2 separate regions of the Homo sapiens genome follow, and region 2 is linked to region 1. A link is a contact called in ENCODE Hi-C or POLR2A ChIA-PET data. All regions are on one chromosome and are shown on one strand. The core of a region is the stretch at or near the end of the contact, and the rest is flanking DNA. Distances in the headings are between cores, read along the strand shown.

What was found. A loop is a pair of places that touch in the nucleus more often than their neighbours do. ChIA-PET counts read pairs that join two places held with the same protein, here RNA polymerase II (POLR2A). Pooled maps may share reads with other maps.
Region 2: a loop to region 1 is called in a pooled map, with 3 times the contacts of the local background. The contact joins the enhancer-like site here to the promoter of ATAD1 in region 1. A Hi-C loop is called at or near these places in 1 of 37 single-sample maps with no recorded cell type and 3 of 50 pooled maps. POLR2A ChIA-PET finds 5 or more read pairs at or near these places in 2 of 52 experiments (AG04450 and HEK293).

What each region holds. Positions count from the first base shown.
Region 1 is chr10:87,813,730-87,820,614 of GRCh38, forward strand. ATAD1 (ATPase family AAA domain containing 1) reads right to left here and starts at 4,497. Exons shown (of 10, transcript NM_001321967.2): 1 at 4,438-4,497; 2 at 709-883. The coding sequence starts at 870. It also overlaps the pseudogene CFL1P1. RefSeq lists a silencer at 4,595-4,644.
Region 2 is chr10:87,927,807-87,933,245 of GRCh38, forward strand. It overlaps PTEN (phosphatase and tensin homolog), which reads left to right. Exons shown (of 9, transcript NM_000314.8): 4 at 3,240-3,283; 5 at 5,207-5,439. Among named protein-coding and RNA genes, the nearest start is that of PTEN, 67 kb to the left of the region's middle. RefSeq lists a silencer at 1,330-1,429. Within about 2 kb of position 4,190, at least 3 of the 41 ENCODE cell types and tissues checked have a DNase peak (open chromatin) inside an H3K27ac peak, as active enhancers do.

The DNA.
Region 1 (6,885 bases), core at 3,247-5,746:
AATATCCTATTTAATTATTTTAAGATAAATTATGTTATTATACCATAAGATATTCAATAAGACATAAATATTTTAGTTATTAATTATTGTTTAAAAAAAAAGAGCCAGAAGGGAAAAGCCACCTAACAGCACAAAAAATCTGTAAGACTCCTTTAAGGTTTTTATGTTTTGATGACAAACAGAAACCAATCACCTTTAAAAGGAAATGAACACAAGAGGCAGCAGATAAAAAGTTAAAAACTACAGCTTATATTAATAATCAACAACTTTTACAGCAATTCATTAATTAGATTTTAGTGTAGCTTATAAGTTTAAGACTGAGAGCGTTTCAGTATTATCCACATTTCAGATGTCATACACAGCAAAAGGCATATCATTACTGAAGATAAATATTTTGGGTTAGCCTAAAAACTTTTATCTAGATCCTACCTCCAAAGCTGACAAAAATATTCTAATGAAGATGTTCACAATATTTTATTGTTTATTCATTTTTCTTCTGATAAGTTGTTTATATAGTAAAAAATGACTTGAAATAATGTCATAATAAACTAGTACTTTGTAAGAGTAATAAAACTATGAGTACCAATACATTTTCATGTGGGTCTTATAGAATTTCTCATTAATTTGTGAACTCTACCAAATTTTTAGTTTGAGGGGAAAATACTTGTTAGCCACAAGAAAAATGATCTTCAAACATTTCAATCATACCTGTTTCTGAGCTTCTACTTTTTGCTTTCTGGTTGGATCAATTGCATCTACCATCCATTTGATAGTAAAGTATGTCACTGCACCAAATATTGTCAAACGGAAAATTAAACCAACAACTTCATTCCGACTCAAAGGACGAGAAAAGGCTTCAGCATGTACCATCTTGAATGTTAACCTTAAAAAAACAAACAGAAATGTCACTAGGTAATAACTATACTTATTAAAATTGTAAGACTAACAAAGTAGCTTAAACTAAGAAAGAAAAACTAACTTCTAGTCAAATTAAAATATTACCTACCTTAAAAAAAGTGTTTCATTTTAAGGAGAAATGGATTTTTAAATGTTAAGTAAACAAATACATTTAAAGCTCCTCTTGCAAACTAGAAGTAGACTAGAAATTAAGATTTATTTGGTAGTAGAATTAATCATTTTATTTGAAAAATACAGTAAATATCTTAAGGTATTTACTCAAAACAGCTTTAAAGAACTATTTCAGAGTCTAGGAAAGTATCAACTATAACACTAATCCAACTGAAGAAAGGCAGCCCAACAATACTAATGTGACGGTAAGAATTTCTTCTATTAACTGTATCATATACCAGGTAATTTTTGAGTGAAATTCAAATTGTGAACTGACTCACTTTTTCCTCATACATACTTTTAAAGGTTTTCAAGGCCTGCTTAAATTTAAACATGCCATTTCCTCAGTAATAAGTGGTATTAACTTTTTTGAGCCACACTATTGTTCCCAACAACCGGGCTAAGTAGGAAGCAATAGAACTTGGAAAAATCTTGAACTGAGACAACTACTACAAGAATACAGCACTCACCCAAGCTAAAGAGAAAAAAAATGAGATAAATGTGCCTATTTTTGCATATATCCCTGAACAGCTACATCAATCAAAGCTAGGCTTACAGAAGACATACACTCCTCTGTCAATGGCAATAACTACCCGGAAGAATAAGCTTGTTAGGGATGATATGACTATCACATTTTGGGAGATAGGATCTTAGCTTCAAATACTGCCATTATACTCTCAGCACAGGAGTGTGCTGAATGCTATGGGATATATAAGAAAAAGAGAATATATATTTGTACTTACATAAACATGAAAAAAAACAGAATTTGTATGGCTCAGCAGATAAAAGTTAGGTACTGCAAAGATTAATATCCATGGTCCTTCCAGCTCTAAAATTCTCCTCTCACTACTACTAAATTAAAGAGCCTCTTCACCTTCCTCCCTCTAGAATAGCTCCAAAAATTTTTTATTTCCTTTTATACCCCTCACCTCCACTCAAGGATATATACTCCTTCTCTCTAATCAAAAGACCCCAAAGTATTTCCTTTATACGTTTCCCAAGCATTCAAAACTATTCTAATCTAGAATCTAGCTCCAGAGTCAATTGTAAGCATTTTCTCTTTCACCTCTTTTCAAAGGGACTCTATAAATAGCTGGAGTCACTACCATCTGAAAATCCCACATATATTTTCCCTTCAGCGTATCTGTCTAGTATCCTGCATGGGCCATTTACCCTCATTCACCTAGGATTAGTCAAATTCTATCCTAACTTCAAAAATCAACTTTATTTGCTCCATAAAGCCTTTCAAATCACATGAATCTTCGTATTATTCATTTCGCCCTATTACACTATCTTAAAAAAGTCTTGCTTTTGAGATATCTACTCGACTAGAGTTTAAATCCTTATAAACAAGATGTATATCTTATCTACCTTTATAACTGTCACACACAAAACAGACGTTTATAATTGCCACACACAAAACAGAGGCTATTCAAAAATTATGTTCAACAGATAAATTGTAACTGAAGGAAATCTCCCATTCAATCATTGCAACAGTCACTTCTGAAGGATTTCCAAAAGGTTCCACATTTCTCCACTAGGAGCCATTCACTTCACAATAATTAGATTTAATTTAAACTTAACAACTAAATAATTGAAAGCCTTCATTTTGGAGGAAGAAACTTTGGCCTAGGGATGGTAAATGATTTAATTCATTCAATTTGCATTTACTGAACATCTATATATGACGCCCACTATATATTGGATATACAATAATTGTTAAGATATCACCACTTCATTCAAAGAACACACTGTCCGGCTATTATATTAATTATAAAGAAAGCAAAAGAAGCCAAAAAGGAGAAGGCACCTAACTGAAATCTCTCTTCATGGAACAAACCAAAGTGTGCTATCTTCCATCAGCATGGATTCCAAAAAAAACGGGTTACACAATATTTCACTTCTCATAGGAAGTAAAAAACTGACTTTTCTAGTCTTTATTCCACAAAGTTGAAAATGCAGTTGAAACGTGTTATATCACTACGTGGGGTATACTCACAGAGGAAAATAATTTAGACAAGATAAGGGTTTTATTAACCTAATCTGTGAAAAGCGGTGGCATTCCAGTAAAACGTTTTCGTTTTAGAGTTGGTAGTGATAAAACTACCAACCAAGTCATCTACTGGATATTCATTGAACTACATGAACAAATTAGGGCTGTTATGAACACATCCCAGTCATCAAGATAGTAACAACTTTTAATCCCATAAAAGGTCAACACACAAAACCCGTTTATATCCTTCCCAATTCTGAAATTTTTAATGTAATAAAGACTTAGGTCTACTAAGGCCACTTGTAAAATAGTAGTCTACCTTTTTAAATTACTTCAAAATCCTTCAATGAAACTGAAACTTGTTTTGTAGACTGTAACTATATATACTTTATTGTACACTCATGTATCATTCATTTGGTATTGATATACCTAAAATGTAAGGCTGTTACAGCAGCAATACCATCACCAGCGAACATACAATAAAAGCTGCATGCGCATACAACAGCAGGGAGCGTATTTCAATCCTGTATAAACATTAGGTTCAACAAAATGAATACACAAATATGTACATATACGATGATAGTGCTGTATGCAACTAAGAAACATCCTAAAACACTATAACCTAGAGTTATTTGTTAGGCAAATATGGTATCAGGTCGTTTCATTTTAAGTTCTCCATTTCCGAGTGGAAAACCGTGAAATCGTACTACCTCATCTATGAGCAATTTATTGACATGTATAGCATTCATAGCATAGCATTCACTGTAGTATTTCTCTCCTAATTCATTGCAGTATTTCACAAATCGTTTCTCAAACTCAAAAGTCCCAGTTTTGCAGGCATAAAGGCCCTACGAATACAGCCTATGACAATGAAGGCCTGCCAATCTTCACAAAGAGGGCAGGTTATTATTAACATCACCATCTTTTGTGAAAGCGTGCCCGGCCCTGAAGAACCACCTTCGATTTTGCACAAGGTGGTGGCCGCGCCTGTGCGACAATCAGACCTGGTTCATTCCAGCCGCCTTCGTCTAGGTTCGCCTGGTTCTGAAGTCTTCCGGGACGACCTCAAACCCCCACAGTGACCAGGATGCCGACAAAGATTCCCTCGGGAATGGCACGAGTCTTGGGGAAGAGCTAAGCAGACCCTAAGGGCCCAGGCCGGGCCGGACGCCAAGGCGAGGCCCGGGACGCCCTTGGAGGTTAATCCTCTAGATACTAAGGGCTGCGGGGCGCTTGGGGGCGGCACTGAGGTAGGGCGTGGGAGAAGACCGGGGTGACCTTTCCTCCGGGGGTTCCCAGGTCCGAGACGGTCCTTAAAGGACCTCAGAAGGATACGACAACCATCCCATGAGGCCCCACGGGAACCAGCTACTCACCCAGGGGCAGAAACAGCAAGAGCAAGTGCCCTCAGCCGGCCTCACACAGGAAGGAAACGCAACCTGGGAGAGAACGCTTCCGGCGGGAGGCGCGGCGCACTCCCTCCCACGGAGCATGCGCGACCCGCGGTCGCCGGCGCGGAGGGGGCGTGCTCCCAGGCTTAGAAACAGTGAGGGAGAGCAAATTCGCGCACCTGATGTCTGCTTAAGCTACCTGCTAGACTGAGACTTTCTGCGAAGCCGGCGTGTCTGCGAGCAGCACTCGCTAAGGCTCTGCGTTTAACAGACACTACCTTTGGGAAGGCGCTTATCACAAAAAGTCCCTGCCCTTCTCGCGGGCTCGGGGCGCAACCCTGACAAATCGGGCAGCCTTCTTGAGAGTGCAGAAATGCTCTGCGTACCCAGCAAATACATTCTCTCCTTCCCACCACTCTGTGCAAACCCTCACGCCGCGGCTTTGTGTCTGTACTTTAGCCAAAACGCAGAAGCTTATGGCCACCCTCCACTCCTCACCCCTCATCCCTCACCACCTGCCTTTCAATTCTCGGGTGAGCTCACCCTTCTCCCCCATCTCTGTGCTGACAAACACCTCGGGGTGGCGCCTGACAATCTTTCCGCGAAAAGATTTAGCAGCCCACGCCACCAGACTCGGTAGTTAGGACGGAATAGGGCATCTGGTAACAGATTTTGCATTTTGGTGATTTCCCTTTTTCTTTCACCCCTTTTCCTTTCCAGAACGAGCGACGTGACACAAGAGGTCCCAAGGGAGCAAACCTGAAAGCCAGAGCCTCCTGAATACACAAACTGCCGGTGGGCCAGATGACATTAGACACTCCTGAGATACGAGAAGCATCACTTCCTTCAGACAGAGTCGGTGAGACTATGATGTAATGAGAGTTCTCCCTGTGTTCCTCAGGAAGGCAGCTTGTGCCTTTCTACTTGAGGCATCATCTTTGATGGCTAAAGAATTCTGCAGCTTGGCCAGCGCGGTGGCTTACGCCTGTAATCCCAACACTTTGGGAGGCCGAAGCGAGAGGATCACTTGAGGTCAGGAATTCGAGACCAGCCTGGACAACATAATGAGAAATCGTCTCTACAAAAAAAAAAAAAAAAAAAAAAAAAAAACCACCTAAAAATTAGCTGGATTTGGTGGCGCATGTCTGTAGTCCCAGCTACTTGGGAGGCTGAGGTGGGAGAATCGCTTGAGCGTGGGAGATCACGGCTGCAGTGATCAAGCCACTCCACTCCAGCCTGGGCGACAGAGCAAGCCCCTGTCTCAATAATAATAACAATTTTGCAGCCTGATTGTTAACGAATGTTACTAGTTACAAACTTGTAATAATGTGGTGAAGATAATACCTAGTTAATGTCTGCTGGGGTGGGGCAATAAGCTTCTATGTGCTTTACATGCATAACCTAAATATCTCCCCCAAAATCCTCTAAAATAGCTATCATTTTCTCCGTTTTTACAAATGAGCAAATTTTAAAGCTTAAACCTTAGAGAAACTTTTCTAAGTTCATATACTTGGGAAATAAAGGCAACAATTTCATTGGAACATAGGTCTGTCTAATTCATACCTTGTACTTTACGTTTTCTCTTTGAGATGGTAATTTAATACCAGCTAAACTTTAAAATCTAGTTGAAAGTAAGACCATGAAATGCCAAAATCACAAGGCTTTAAAGGATGGGATGAAAGGGATGCATGAATGTTGAAAACTATGATTAAGTTCATGGACAGGAATCAGAATGGAATTGAATACACCCGTGCCTGTTTAGTATTTAAGGCTTTATATACGTGCATGCCTACATTCCTAATTTAAAAAAAAAATGGATGTGAAGCTAGGTTTGGGATTACTAGACTATTTAGAGAGATAGACCTTTGAGAAGAACGGAAAGATTATGAGACGAGGACAATGTTCATTAAAAACAAACAACAACAACAACAACAAAAAACAGAGGCTATCAGTGCTCAGCAGACTTTCAAGAGACTCTCCACTGGGTCCTTGGATGATCCCAAGCTGAATCATTGCTTGGGAGGCTCATGGACACATGGTTTGGCAGGGCTAAAAGGGGGAGGGTCACTAAAGGCAAGAAACAGGTTTTGTGCCCCAATAGGGTAATTATATCCACTGGTAAGGAAAATGAGCTGAGAAATTCAAGATAGTAATGGATTTTCATTCATTTACTGAGTGAAATTGGTTCAACTAAGAGCCTCACCTGCCCTCTTCTAAGGACCAGGGTGACCAGCCTACCCAGTTTCAGTTTGCATGAGACTAAAAGGTTTGCTGGGATATAAAACTGGCTGACAAAGTCTCAGGCAAATCATGAGTCACTCTACTAGAGACATCCTAAATGAATCCTACAATGAAATGGAGTTCCCAGTATGGTTACATCTAGTCTCAATTCATCTGCCTAATATTTGAGGGATGATTGCACAGGAAGGGAAA
Region 2 (5,439 bases), core at 2,940-5,439, 110 kb after region 1:
AGTCTGGTAAGCAGCAGGTGTTCTATTTTATTTCTTTTATTTTTAGGATAGTATTACATGTGATATATATGTCTTTGCAAACATACATAATTTGAAGATCTTAAAATATTTGCACTAGGCATACCCACATTTAATAGTATGTTAAATCTTTTATAGCAATTATGATATACATGGGTGAAGAAGAGTTCCTAATATGGCCTTTCTGATTAACTGTATCTGTTTATATCTGTGTTTTCTTCAGGCATTCATAACATTAAGCAAATTCAGGTGTACTGTTACTTAATTGAATTAATCAGTTTGTTTTGTACAAGTATATTTTATTTTTGTTCCTTGTTGTATAATCTGGTAGGAATGGGGAAGGGGAGATAGTGAATAAAGAGATGTATACTTCTTGCCTTTGAGGAATTTAAGTTTTCACTGTATACCAATTTTTTAAAGGTATTTACTATATTTCAGTGCATATTTTATTTGACATACTTTATCATTTTGTGGTAAACCTTTAGCTTTACTAATTTTCATCTATTAAGTTTTCTTTTGTAAGATGGTGATAGCTTCATCAAAGAGAGTAAAGAAGAGACCTGCCTACCTAGCTGATTCTATGGCAAATCTCACTTCTCTGGAAGCTTTTCCTGTTAATCTTATTCCTTCAGTTTCTGCCTCTTGTTTCATAAAAACTCATTCTTTAAATGCTTATTCATTTCTCTTGTCTCATATAAACCAATATGAGGTACTGGTATCTTTTGAGTTTTAGTTATAAGGAAGCATAAATGGTTAAATTTAAATGGCTAAACCCCATTTGCCATTTGTGTATCTTTAATTTTAGTTTGTTGAGAGACTTATCACTACCAAACCACAAAGAATTTAAAAGAAACTGTCAGTAGGTATAGGTGGAAGGAGGGCATTTATCAGAGATTTTAATTTAAGAAGAAAGTCTTCATCCTTATCCTACCAACCCCCATTCCCTGAGCATATTTATCATTACTAGTCCCAGCATATTTGCTCCCATATTTCCTATGCTTACCTGTGAAGATTTTCATAACTTTTTCCTTGCTTTTTACTGTCACTGTTGGTTCTGTGATTTATGACAGATACTGCTCTTGTAGGAATGCTGGCTTTGACTGAAATTTGTTACTGCTTTTGTATTTAAAACTTTTTTTTTATTATAAGTAGAATTATGGAACAGTAGTAGAAAAAGTTTGACTTTTGTAATCAGAGATACTGAGCTTGAGTTCTGGCTCTTTCATTTGTATACTGTTATTTGGGGCAAGTTTTTTAATGCTCTTAAGTCTTAGCTTTCTCATATATAAAATGGAGATAATAACAGTTATCACGTGATTGTGAGGATGAAACAAAAAAAAGTGGAAACTCTTTGTAAGGTGTGTTCATCTGGTTGACACTTAGTAGTCATTACTTCCACTTTCCGTCCATATAGTCCTCTTAACAGTAATATTTGAGAGGCATTTTTATTAAAGCAGTCTTAAGGAGTGTTCGTCAAACCACATGTTCTGGGATCCTGAGAAAGTAGGGGAAGTTTAGAGAACTGAAGCTGCACAAAACTAATGTTTATTTTCTGTTGTGTTGTCCTGAGACCAGCTTCTTAGATTGTGTTTCCTAGTCCTACATCTCTGATTCCTTATAAAATATTCCATTATGAATTCTTCACTATTGACAATTTCTCCCCTTTTATCTTAAAAGTACCAAAGAAAGTGTAAAATGTGACTGTCTTGTCAGTCCTCTTTTTCCTGTTTTTCATGTCAGTGGGTATGAAATTACTAGCAAGGATGCATATATGTGCATATGTCATTACTAAATGCATTTTCTTTCTAGAAAAACTCAATATACTAAATTGTACTAAAAAGGAAAAGCTTGTTTTGTTTTGAGTGGTAGTATGAAAGTTGTTTTATTTTAGGTCTGACCAGTTAGAAACCAATGGATTGTAGTTTATTTATAATTAGTTAAACCTTCATGTGAATTTGGTTTTGAATTACCTTTAAGGTAGAGAAGAAACTATATAGATGTTTTTCAGGGTTTCTAAATGTACAATACAGGTTCACAATCACTTATTTGAAACTCTTGGGGCCAAGTATGTTTCCATTTTCAGAAATTTTAGTTTTCAAAAGGTAGCACAGATAAATATACTTTTACATAAACACCCCAGTGGGGTGTGGGTCAGTACCTGAAATGAAATGTTTTACTCTTCGCTCTAAGTGTATTAAATATTATGTACAATCTTATTACTTCAGATCAGGATTTGCTGTAGTTGAGTTTGCCATAAAACTTAAGAGAAAATTTTAGATGTTTTGAACTTTTGGGATATTGAAATTGCAGGTTAAGGAGCTATGGACCTTTATTTGTTTTAAAATGCTAAGAGTTTATTTTAAGTAATTTTTAAAAAATTTGTTTTGCATAGTAGTTGGAGTTACCAGGGTACTGCTAACCACACTGATATGTAAGATCTCTTTCTGAGCCTTTTATTGTTTGTAAACATGGCCTGTTAATCATTAGAAAGCCAGTACATACTAACATATCACTGCTATTAAGACAAATATTAGCATACTCTAGTAATGACAAGTCAGCATTTTACTATTCTGTATTGATTTTACTTATTCTTTCATTACTCTCATACTGTAATTAAAACTTGCAATCTGAGAGACTGTTGAAAAAGGTGATCGTTGGCTTTTCAACAGGGAGTAAGGTCTGGTTTAAAAAAAAATTAGTAAGCATTTGGCCAAGTAGATTAACAACATTCAGTTTTTCTTTACTGTCCTTATGCTTTTACTATTTTTAACATATATCTTTTTGAAGAATAGTTTGAGAATTATGTATGCTTAACTATGAGATACAGATACTATTGAAACTAGTCAGTTGTTTATAGGTACTTGTAAAATTAAAAATATATTCCAATAGCATGCAGATTTTTCATAGAGGAAATTTGAAAGCATGGAAGCACCTGAATTTACAGTACTCTGTATTAGTGGCATCACAAGTTTTTAAGCAAATGTATTAGCTCTAATTGCATACACTTAATCTTTTAAGCTTTGGTTTTATTATTATAATATGGGGGTGATAACAGTATCTACTTAATAGAATTCTTGTTATTACATGAAATAATTAATGTTAAACACAGCATAATATGTGTCACATTATAAAGATTCAGGCAATGTTTGTTAGTATTAGTACTTTTTTTTCTTCCTAAGTGCAAAAGATAACTTTATATCACTTTTAAACTTTTCTTTTAGTTGTGCTGAAAGACATTATGACACCGCCAAATTTAATTGCAGAGGTAGGTATGAATGTACTGTACTATGTTGTATAACTTAAACCCGATAGACTGTATCTTACTGTCATAACAATAATGAGTCATCCAGATTATCGAGTGAGATACATATTTAAGAATTATCTTTAAAAATTTCAAAAATTTTAATTTTACTGTTGTGTTTTAGGAAAAAGTATTGCATAAAGCTATTAATATTGTCAGGAAGACTAAAGTGCAGCATAGACTAAGAATTAGGAAAATTCCTAGACTAAAAATAGTATAAGGAGAGGGTTTACCTACTATTTGAGGCAGTTGGTCTAATAGTAAGCAATCACAGGGAGAAAGCAGAACTACTTAACTCTTCTGTGTTGAGGAATGACATAAAAGGTAGGAAAGGATATAACAAATGTTGATAAGAGGAGTCTGATGGATGAGAGGAGGGAACTGCTTTAAATGAGTTTCTACTTCAGACATAAGTTAATTCTCAGAGCCCACAAAAACTTTCACTTTTATTTGTGAAATACAACTCAGTTCTCATGGCTTAACACTTTAAACCATGAGAAAACTGAAGAGTTGAGAAGCTTGGCAGATGCTGCTGTGATAGTCAAAAAGAAAGTGGGTGCCATGAGCTACTATTGATGTATTTGCCATTGATCCCTCCTGAAAATCTAGAATGGACTTTCAGACAAATGGTTTGAAAATTCTAAATCACTAATGATTGAGATTTAGTATAGGTTTACTAAGAACGGGTTTTTTTTGTTTTTGTTTTTGGTGGATTTAGGCTGTTGCTTACTAAGCAAAGCAGGCTTTAGTTGAGGTTTATCTTGCTTTAAACAGATATTTAACAGATTTTCCTGGAGGTTTTTGTGTACCACTGGGAAAATGAAGTTAGGCAGATGACTAAGTGAAAGCTGTCCTGCTGACTCCTTATAATGATAGTCATTGTCTACCAGAAGATCTCTCCTGTCACACCAAAGGATAATTGATTATATCCTGTACCATATTATGAGTCACCTGATTGGAGATATAAGACATACTTCTCACATATTTAGATGACACAGGTTAGTACATTGAATATCAGCCAGGGTTTTTAAGGATCTTAATAGAGTGGAACTAAGGTAGAAACTATTAAGAGCAATTAATAGTGATATATCTATAGTCCTGTTTCTAAACAAGTTTTTTTAAAAACCTCAACTCTGACTATAGTGAACAGAGAAGTCTTGGACTCTTACAATTCATGTGAGAAGACCTGAAACTTTGATAACAATTATATACATTTTGTGAGTAATTTCTTTGGTGTATGCCTTCACATATCTCTGGTATGTGACCTATGCTGCAGTCCATTGAGCATAGATTCCCAGAATGTATTCTCCTGCAGAAAATGGAGGAAAATAATACTTGGCTTCCCTAATGATTACATGTGTATACAACACTAACATTTGCAAGACCACCTTTAAATAACACACTTAGCATTTTTATTTTATGAAATGTAATATGTAGTTCTTTGCATAGTTTATCCTATTAGTAATCTATTCTGTCTTTGGAATATGTTTTGTGATGATGAAATAAATACTATAAATAGTATTATTCCTTTTGCATTGAGAGTCCTGACGAAATGTCCATGTGACAGTTCATTTTGGGTTTAGCTCTACCTCTAATATGTGACCTATGCTACCAGTCCGTATAGCGTAAATTCCCAGAATATATCCTCCTGAATAAAATGGGGGAAAATAATACCTGGCTTCCTTAATGATTATATTTAAGACTTATCAAGAGACTATTTTCTATTTAACAATTAGAAAGTTAAGCAATACATTATTTTTCTCTGGAATCCAGTGTTTCTTTTAAATACCTGTTAAGTTTGTATGCAACATTTCTAAAGTTACCTACTTGTTAATTAAAAATTCAAGAGTTTTTTTTTCTTATTCTGAGGTTATCTTTTTACCACAGTTGCACAATATCCTTTTGAAGACCATAACCCACCACAGCTAGAACTTATCAAACCCTTTTGTGAAGATCTTGACCAATGGCTAAGTGAAGATGACAATCATGTTGCAGCAATTCACTGTAAAGCTGGAAAGGGACGAACTGGTGTAATGATATGTGCATATTTATTACATCGGGGCAAATTTTTAAAGGCACAAGAGGCCCTAGATTTCTATGGGGAAGTAAGGACCAGAGAC